2 separate regions of the Homo sapiens genome follow, and region 1 is linked to region 2. The links are chromatin contacts, found by Hi-C in ENCODE. All regions are on one chromosome and are shown on one strand. The core of a region is the stretch at or near the end of the contact, and the rest is flanking DNA. Distances in the headings are between cores, read along the strand shown. Region 1 holds the start of PROM2 (prominin 2). Region 2 holds the start of ZNF892 (zinc finger protein 892).

Region 1 (3,458 bases), core at 554-3,053, 67 kb after region 2:
GGGAGGGCCTAGGCACAGCCTGCACTGAGCTTCACAACACAGTCATAGGCAGTGTGGCTAGGGGCCTCTCTGCACACCCTGGGGTTGGACCCCTACAGGAGGAGCTGGCCCTGGACCCTCCCTGGGGTCCATGGCCAGCTCCCACCAGACCTAGGGTGCCAGGACACCCCTAGACTATTCTTCACTGCATCCCTGATCCTCATCTCTGAATCACCCTTTGATGAAGCCCCACTTCCTGTCTCACCCCACTGTAACTGGACTATGCCTTCTACCATTGTGTTCTCTCATCCCCTGGCTCTGAGAAAGTCACAGAGGCAGCAATGGGGAGGGTAAGAGCTCTACTGTGGGCCCAGCCCTGATTCACACGTAAGGCCCTAATTGCCTGATAACCCTACCAGGGACAGCAGGACATCCCTGAGCCTCTCACCCACCCTGCAGACCATCCTGAACTACTGCCCTGGGCTGAGCTTGGGGGTCCTGGGAGCCATGGAGCCAGCCCTTCTCTCCAAGGCTCCCAGTCAGGGGCAGGGAGCTGCCATGGAATCTCACAAACTTTGATTACTTATTTAAATACGAGTAACACGCGTTTAGTGCACAGAAATGAGGAAGTACACGTGAGCAAAGGAGAATGAAAAATTGCCGGCAACTCCACTGCAAAATGATTGCTGTTTTACACCTTCACTGTGTGTACTGATCTGTAATCTTCTTTTTTTTTTTTTGAGACAGATTCTCGCTCTGTCACCCAGGCTGGAGTGCAGTGGCACGATCTCAGCTCACTGCAAGCTCCGCCTCCCGGGTTCATGCCATTCTCCTGCCTCAGCCTCCCCAGTAGCTGGGACTACAGGCGCTCGCCACCACGCCCGGCTCATTTTTTTTTTTGTATTTTTAGTAGAGACGGAGTAATCTTCTGTTTGAGGAAATGATCACCATTTTACACCTTCGCTGCGTGTGCTGGTCTGTAATCTGCTATTGGCGGAAATGATCACCGTTTTACACCTTCACTGCGTGTGCTAGTCTGTAATCTGCTATTTGCACTTATGAGTGCATGTGAATATTTTTCAGTCACAAGAGACATTTCCACGGCATGTTCTTTAGCAACTGCCCAGTGTGTGATGTAAGAGGCTCATTTTGCTGGTTCCTCAGTGGTGGCTTTCAGGACTGTTTCTGATATCCTCCAGCCCTTCAGTGAATTTCCCCATGACCTGCTCAGCTACAGGCGACTTTCTGGGCATTGGGCATACAGCTGTTCACAAAACAGAGACCTGTGCAGACACGTTTCTGGTCATATCCTATCAGTTCTTTCAACTGCTGACTGGATGAGGTATGGCCAGGCCAAAGGGCATACCTCTGGGATTTGCCCTCCCAAAGGCCTGTGCGTGTCAGGGTGGGCCTCTGTTCAGGATTGGCCTGGCAGTGGGCACCGGGCATGACCTGCAGGGACAGAGCAGGTTCCAGATGAAGCAGGGAGAGCAAGCCTGGGTCCTGGCCCTGTGTCTCTGGTTTTATGACCATTTTGACCAGGGCTTCACCAAGCAGCTGTTTTCCCAGCTCCTAGACTGGGCTGCTGGGGCTGGGCATGGAACAGAATATTTGAAATGGGGCCATTCTAGGTGATCCCAAGCTGCTGAGGTGCCTTTCGGACCCAGCTGGTGGCAGCCGTTGCCTGCAAGGATCTAGGTGGTGGGGAGCCCAGGCTTCCACCCGAGGCCACCAAGGGCGGTCCCAGCCTGGCCCTGCCCCCTACCCTGTGCCTCCACCCCTGCCCTTCCTATGCTCCAAGGCAGGCAGGGAGGCGGGAGGCCAGGTAGCTCAGGAACCCAAACCTGTCGGGCAGGTTTTGAGAGCTGTGGAGAGAGGGACAGAGGCTGGAGAAGGATGTATGGCCTGCCCTGGGCTTGTCTGTTCCCTCCTGAGCCTGAGCCCCTTACCTTCCTGACCCCATGAAGCACACACTGGCTCTGCTGGCTCCCCTGCTGGGCCTGGGCCTGGGGCTGGCCCTGAGTCAGCTGGCTGCAGGGGCCACAGACTGCAAGTTCCTTGGCCCGGCAGAGCACCTGACATTCACCCCAGCAGCCAGGGCCCGGTGGCTGGCCCCTCGAGTTCGTGCGCCAGGACTCCTGGACTCCCTCTATGGCACCGTGCGCCGCTTCCTCTCGGTGGTGCAGCTCAATCCTTTCCCTTCAGGTGAGTGTGCCCCTCCCCCATGAGGGCCTCAGCATTTGGGTCCCCAGCCCGGCTTCCTCTGTCCCACTCTACCATGGGATGTGCCCAACCTACAAGCAGGCACTTGCCATCTTCCTGGGGTAGAAGGCGGAGGATCTGGGGAGGGCTCCAGAACCTGCTGTGTGACTGTGGGTAAGCCTCACTTCCTCTCTGAGCCTCAGGTGCTCTGTCTGTAAAGTGAGGAGGTTACATTGGAAATACATTAGACCTGACTCAGACATCCTCTTAGTCTATCGGTGCTTGGGTTGGGTGGTCCAGGAGTGTCTGAAGGACCCTCCCAGTCCTGTCCCTTGCTGCTTGAGGGGAAGAACTGCCAGGCCAGACCCCTTCTCTGCCTTTGCCCAGGCTCAGGACTGACCTGTAGGGTCCAGGAGGAGAGGTCTGCAGCCTCCTCTCTGCTCGCCCTCCTGTAGCAGTGCTGAGGTCAGGGCAGGATGGCACAGGGCTGCGGTGATGCAGCCTTCTGCGAGGGTGCCATGGTGGTGGCAGGAGCCCTGCCTCAGAGCCACTTTGCCCTGGCAGTGGGGAGAGGAGGGACACAGGGGCAGGGCAGTGGCTGTCCCCAAATCCTCAGCTTGGCTCTTTCCCATAGAGTTGGTAAAGGCCCTACTGAATGAGCTGGCCTCCGTGAAGGTGAATGAGGTGAGCAAGCTGGGGAAAGGTGCTGGGGGAGGGAGTTCTGGGGTGAGCAGCAGGGTGGGAGCAGAAAAGCCTTGGCTCCCCTTAGCCCACCTCGCTGGGTGTCCACTAGGCAGGGGCTCAGGCATCCTCTCCCCTCCTCTGTGGGCGCTGCAGTCCGTAGACCTGGGTGCAAACCACAGCTCTGCCATTTACTGGCAGTGAGGTTTGCAGGGAGCTGGAACTTCCTGAACTTCAGCTTCCTCCTGTGTAAGATGGTGATGAGCAGTAAGAATGCGGTCACCTCTGGGACGGGTTCCATGAGATGCAGGCCATGCCCCTGACGGCACTCCCGCCCCTTCTGGTTTCCCTCTGGACTCAGGCAGAAGCCAGGGCTGGGCAGTGGGGGTCGGGTCACCCCTCATGCCCTGCTGCCTGCCCAGGTGGTGCGGTACGAGGCGGGCTACGTGGTATGCGCTGTGATCGCGGGCCTCTACCTGCTGCTGGTGCCCACTGCCGGGCTTTGCTTCTGCTGCTGCCGCTGCCACCGGCGCTGCGGGGGACGAGTGAAGACAGAGCACAAGGCGCTGGCCTGTGAGCGCGCGGCCCTCATGGTC
Region 2 (3,383 bases), core at 206-2,705:
GGGGAGGGCAAAGGGCAGGAATAATGAGAAGCCTTGGGAAGCCTTGAGCCTATCTAAAAATTGGAGATTCTGCTGGAGAAAGGTCAATTGGACATTGTGGCTTGTATCCACAAGGACATAGCTAATTAAATTTTCTCTTGGGAATCTGAACTGGACAGAAACCTGACACTTTATTGTGGGAAGGTAAGTGAAAACACGCACTAGCCTGAAGACCCGCCCACCCCTAGAGCTCCTGGGGAGTCTGCAATGTTGTACCCAGGCGAGTTGGAGAAAAACGCCATACTTTGACACGAATTAAGAGTCCTTTATTAAGCCGGCGGCCAAAGAGACGGCTAAAGCTCAAAATTCTTTCGGCCCCGAGGAAGGGAGTTGATTAACTTTTATATCTAGGTTTAGGAAGGGGAGGGGAACTCAAATGCAATAATTCTACAGAAGTAAAAACATGCCAAAATCAAAAAACAAATGGTTACAAAGTGATAAACAATTTAAAAGACAAACGGTTACAAGAAGAGCAACGGTACCAGGTGCAAGGCTTTAAATCTTTCATTATAATTAGATATACGGGGTATGCCGGACACGAACTCAAGGCTTTATGTTTTCTCTTTGAGAAAAATCCTGGGAACTTCATACATTGTTGGTGCTAATACCTTATCAATTAATTGGGCTCCTTTGAAATGCTGAGGATCTGCTTACACAGGTCAACTCCTTGCGGAAGGGGGTTGGGTAAGGAGCCCTTAGTGTCTTGTAAATTAAGGGGTCAACTGGAGTTTGTCCGGCTTTCCCAGCTAGAGAGAGTCTTATTTACATGAGAAGCAAGGCTAGGTGATTAAAGAGACAAGCAGGATAAAATTCAAAGTAACGAGTTAGAGTAAAAACAAGGTTAGGGATTTCAGCAAGACCTCCAGGCTCCAGCCTCCTTGGGGCAGCAAGACTAGTTTACTGGTTCTTCTTGGAGACGTGGCCGTTTTTGGGGTTGAAGTGATTTCGGGATTGAAATTCCATTTTTCTTTATTCCGAGGTGCAATATGGTACAAACATCCCTGGTTAAAGTAAACTGAGATCACCTCTGTGTTGGCCACGAAGGGCCGATGCATGGAGGCGCAGCAGCGAGGACACCGCCGGGCGCCTCCCCTCCGATGGAGCACCGCAGCCCGGGAAGGATCCTGCGTAGGTCAAGGGCGCCGCCTTCCGCCCTCACAGTAGCGGAGATGCGAAAAGTCCCACGCCGGGCGGGGTTTGGCGCGGCCACCGCCCAGAGTCGGCACCGAGGGAGGAGCGGCCCTTCCAGAGTCGCTGGCAGGGTTCAGCCAGCTGGTCAGCGCTCCTCCAGGTCGGTCAGGAGCGTGCCGCGGCAAGAAACGCAGCCCCGGGAGCAGGTGGCCGCAGGGTCCTCTGGGAAGCGGTGTTGGGAGTGAGGGCCGTCAGCCGCGCCCCGCGGAGGATTCTGGGAGTGGTAGTTCGGCCTCATGGTTGGCCGGCGCTAGGCGTCCCCGCCGGCTGTTAGATGCCTTTGTCGTCGGGCTCGGCTTCCTCAGTGTGTGGCTGGAGGTCGAACCCAGGGTAGAGGAGGGCTGAACGCATCCCCTTTTAATCTGAGTGTCCGGGAGGAGGGTGGCGGGAGGACCCCCGGGTGGGGGCGCCAGGCTGCCCACGCGTGCGTTCCCGGCCTCTTGGGGGACCCGAGCGGCGGACCTCCGGCTCCTTCCCCTGTCGCGGTTGCCTCCAGCGCGGGCCGGAGGAAGGAGTCTCCATGGAACCTGAGGGCAGAGGTGAGGATTTGGGAGTGATGCGGCCTTGGTGCCCGCTGCAGAGGGAGAAAGGGAGAAAGGCTACCTCTGGCTGGCGCAGGCTCAGGAAGGAGTAGCGTCACGAGCCCCTTCCTACTAGCCGGTCTCACTTGGGGTTTTGAGGGATAGCCCGCCACTTCCATTGCCCTCCTGGTCTGTAGGGCGCTGGATGCCTCCCTTGCTCAAGGGAAAATATCAACACATCTGACAATTTGGCTTTTGATAATGACTTCTTTTTTGATCTCAGAGGAGCCCCATAAGGCAGTAGGAAGGAACTATCCGACCCTTTTGGAAGGTAGGGAAAGCAGGGATTTGAGAAGTCACGGAATTTGTTTACAATCCTGTTTTGTTTTTGGTGGTGGTGGTGGTTTTTCCATAAGACGCATCACTTTTCTGAGTCAGGCGGTGTTGTATTAATATCTGAAAAGTCAGTGTTCAAAAAGAATTTAGTCTTCGTTTATCCTGTGAGCCTGGAATACAACACAGATGAATCACTGAGGCGTGGACATACAAAGACTTTGAGTATTATTTTGACTACTTAGCACATGCAATATAAAAATATGTTTAATTTATATGTCCAGATGCTCATAGGAGTTCTACTGGAGTTTAAGGACAGAGAATAGGAGGAGCCTGAGACAGCAATGGTCAAGGTGTCTTGATTAAAAGATATTATGCGATTTTCGTTTGGTTCCCAGTGTTGACTCTTCTTAGATGACAACTAGCTGGTGTGTGGCACTTCCTGCTAGTTTATTGCAAGGACAGAGTAATCATCATGGCTCCTGTCTCCACTTTTAGGATCACTTTTTGAGGACTCAGACCTTCTCCATGCTGGAAACCCAAAAGAAAATGACGTGACTGCTGTGCTGCTGACCCCTGGGTCCCAAGTAAGTTTAGATTTCTTCTTTCTTTTCCTTCTGTTCTCAGAGCAAGGATGTCTTTCCTTCCAGTGCTTATGGAATTGCTCAGCCCTGATGCTTAGACCACTGGGTTCATCCTGATAAACTGATGACTGATGACCCCAAAGGAAGTGTTCTTCAGTTGTGCAGAACTTTCTTCCCAGCGTTGCTTTCTCTCTGCCCACTGAGTGTTTGCTGCACACACATTGAGTACTGTAATTGGCCTTGGTGAGATGCAAAGAAGTAAAAGCCACTTGCTCCTGCATCGTGGAGTTTACTAAGGCAGTGAGAAATACATAAATAAAATAGTTAAACACGAAGAAATAGGTATTTTTTAAACATAGAAATCATTGGTCCAGACAAGTCATGAAAGTCTCTGAAAGAGTTTTTTTTTATCATCTGTTTGGGAGAAGTGTGGGATAAATCTGTACTTTGAAAAACAAGAGAGAGTGGGTAGTTGGAGGGTAGAATAAGGGAATATTACAAGACAGAATAGCTTTGGCCAAAAAATAAAAAAAAAGTCTTCAAATGATGAGGGAGTTGGAGGTCTTCCGAGGATGTGTGGATGTGTGAGTCACTGTGGGTTGACCTAGACTGTGGTGAGGGAAGCTCGGCTGTGTTGTACCCAGACCCCAGGACAGTCTACACTCGGTCTTATTCCAGAGGCAAATGAAGGCCTCATGAAGGTTTTTAGAGGCCC

Evidence for each region. Hi-C counts contacts between places; a loop is a spot of excess contacts on that map. Pooled maps may share reads with other maps.
Region 1: a map of Calu3 shows a loop between it and region 2 (9-fold over the local background). The contact joins the promoter of PROM2 here to the promoter of ZNF892 in region 2. A Hi-C loop is called at or near these places in 1 of 168 maps with a recorded cell type or tissue (Calu3) and 2 of 50 pooled maps.

The regions. Positions count from the first base shown.
Region 1 is chr2:95,272,646-95,276,103 of GRCh38, forward strand. PROM2 (prominin 2) reads left to right here and starts at 1,804. Exons shown (of 24, transcript NM_001165978.3): 1 at 1,804-2,184; 2 at 2,816-2,865; 3 at 3,285-3,458. The coding sequence starts at 1,941.
Region 2 is chr2:95,206,066-95,209,448 of GRCh38, forward strand. ZNF892 (zinc finger protein 892) reads left to right here and starts at 1,456. Exons shown (of 5, transcript NM_001395961.1): 1 at 1,456-1,769; 2 at 2,583-2,671. The coding sequence starts at 1,751. RefSeq lists enhancers at 976-1,105, 1,266-1,515 and a silencer at 1,556-1,785.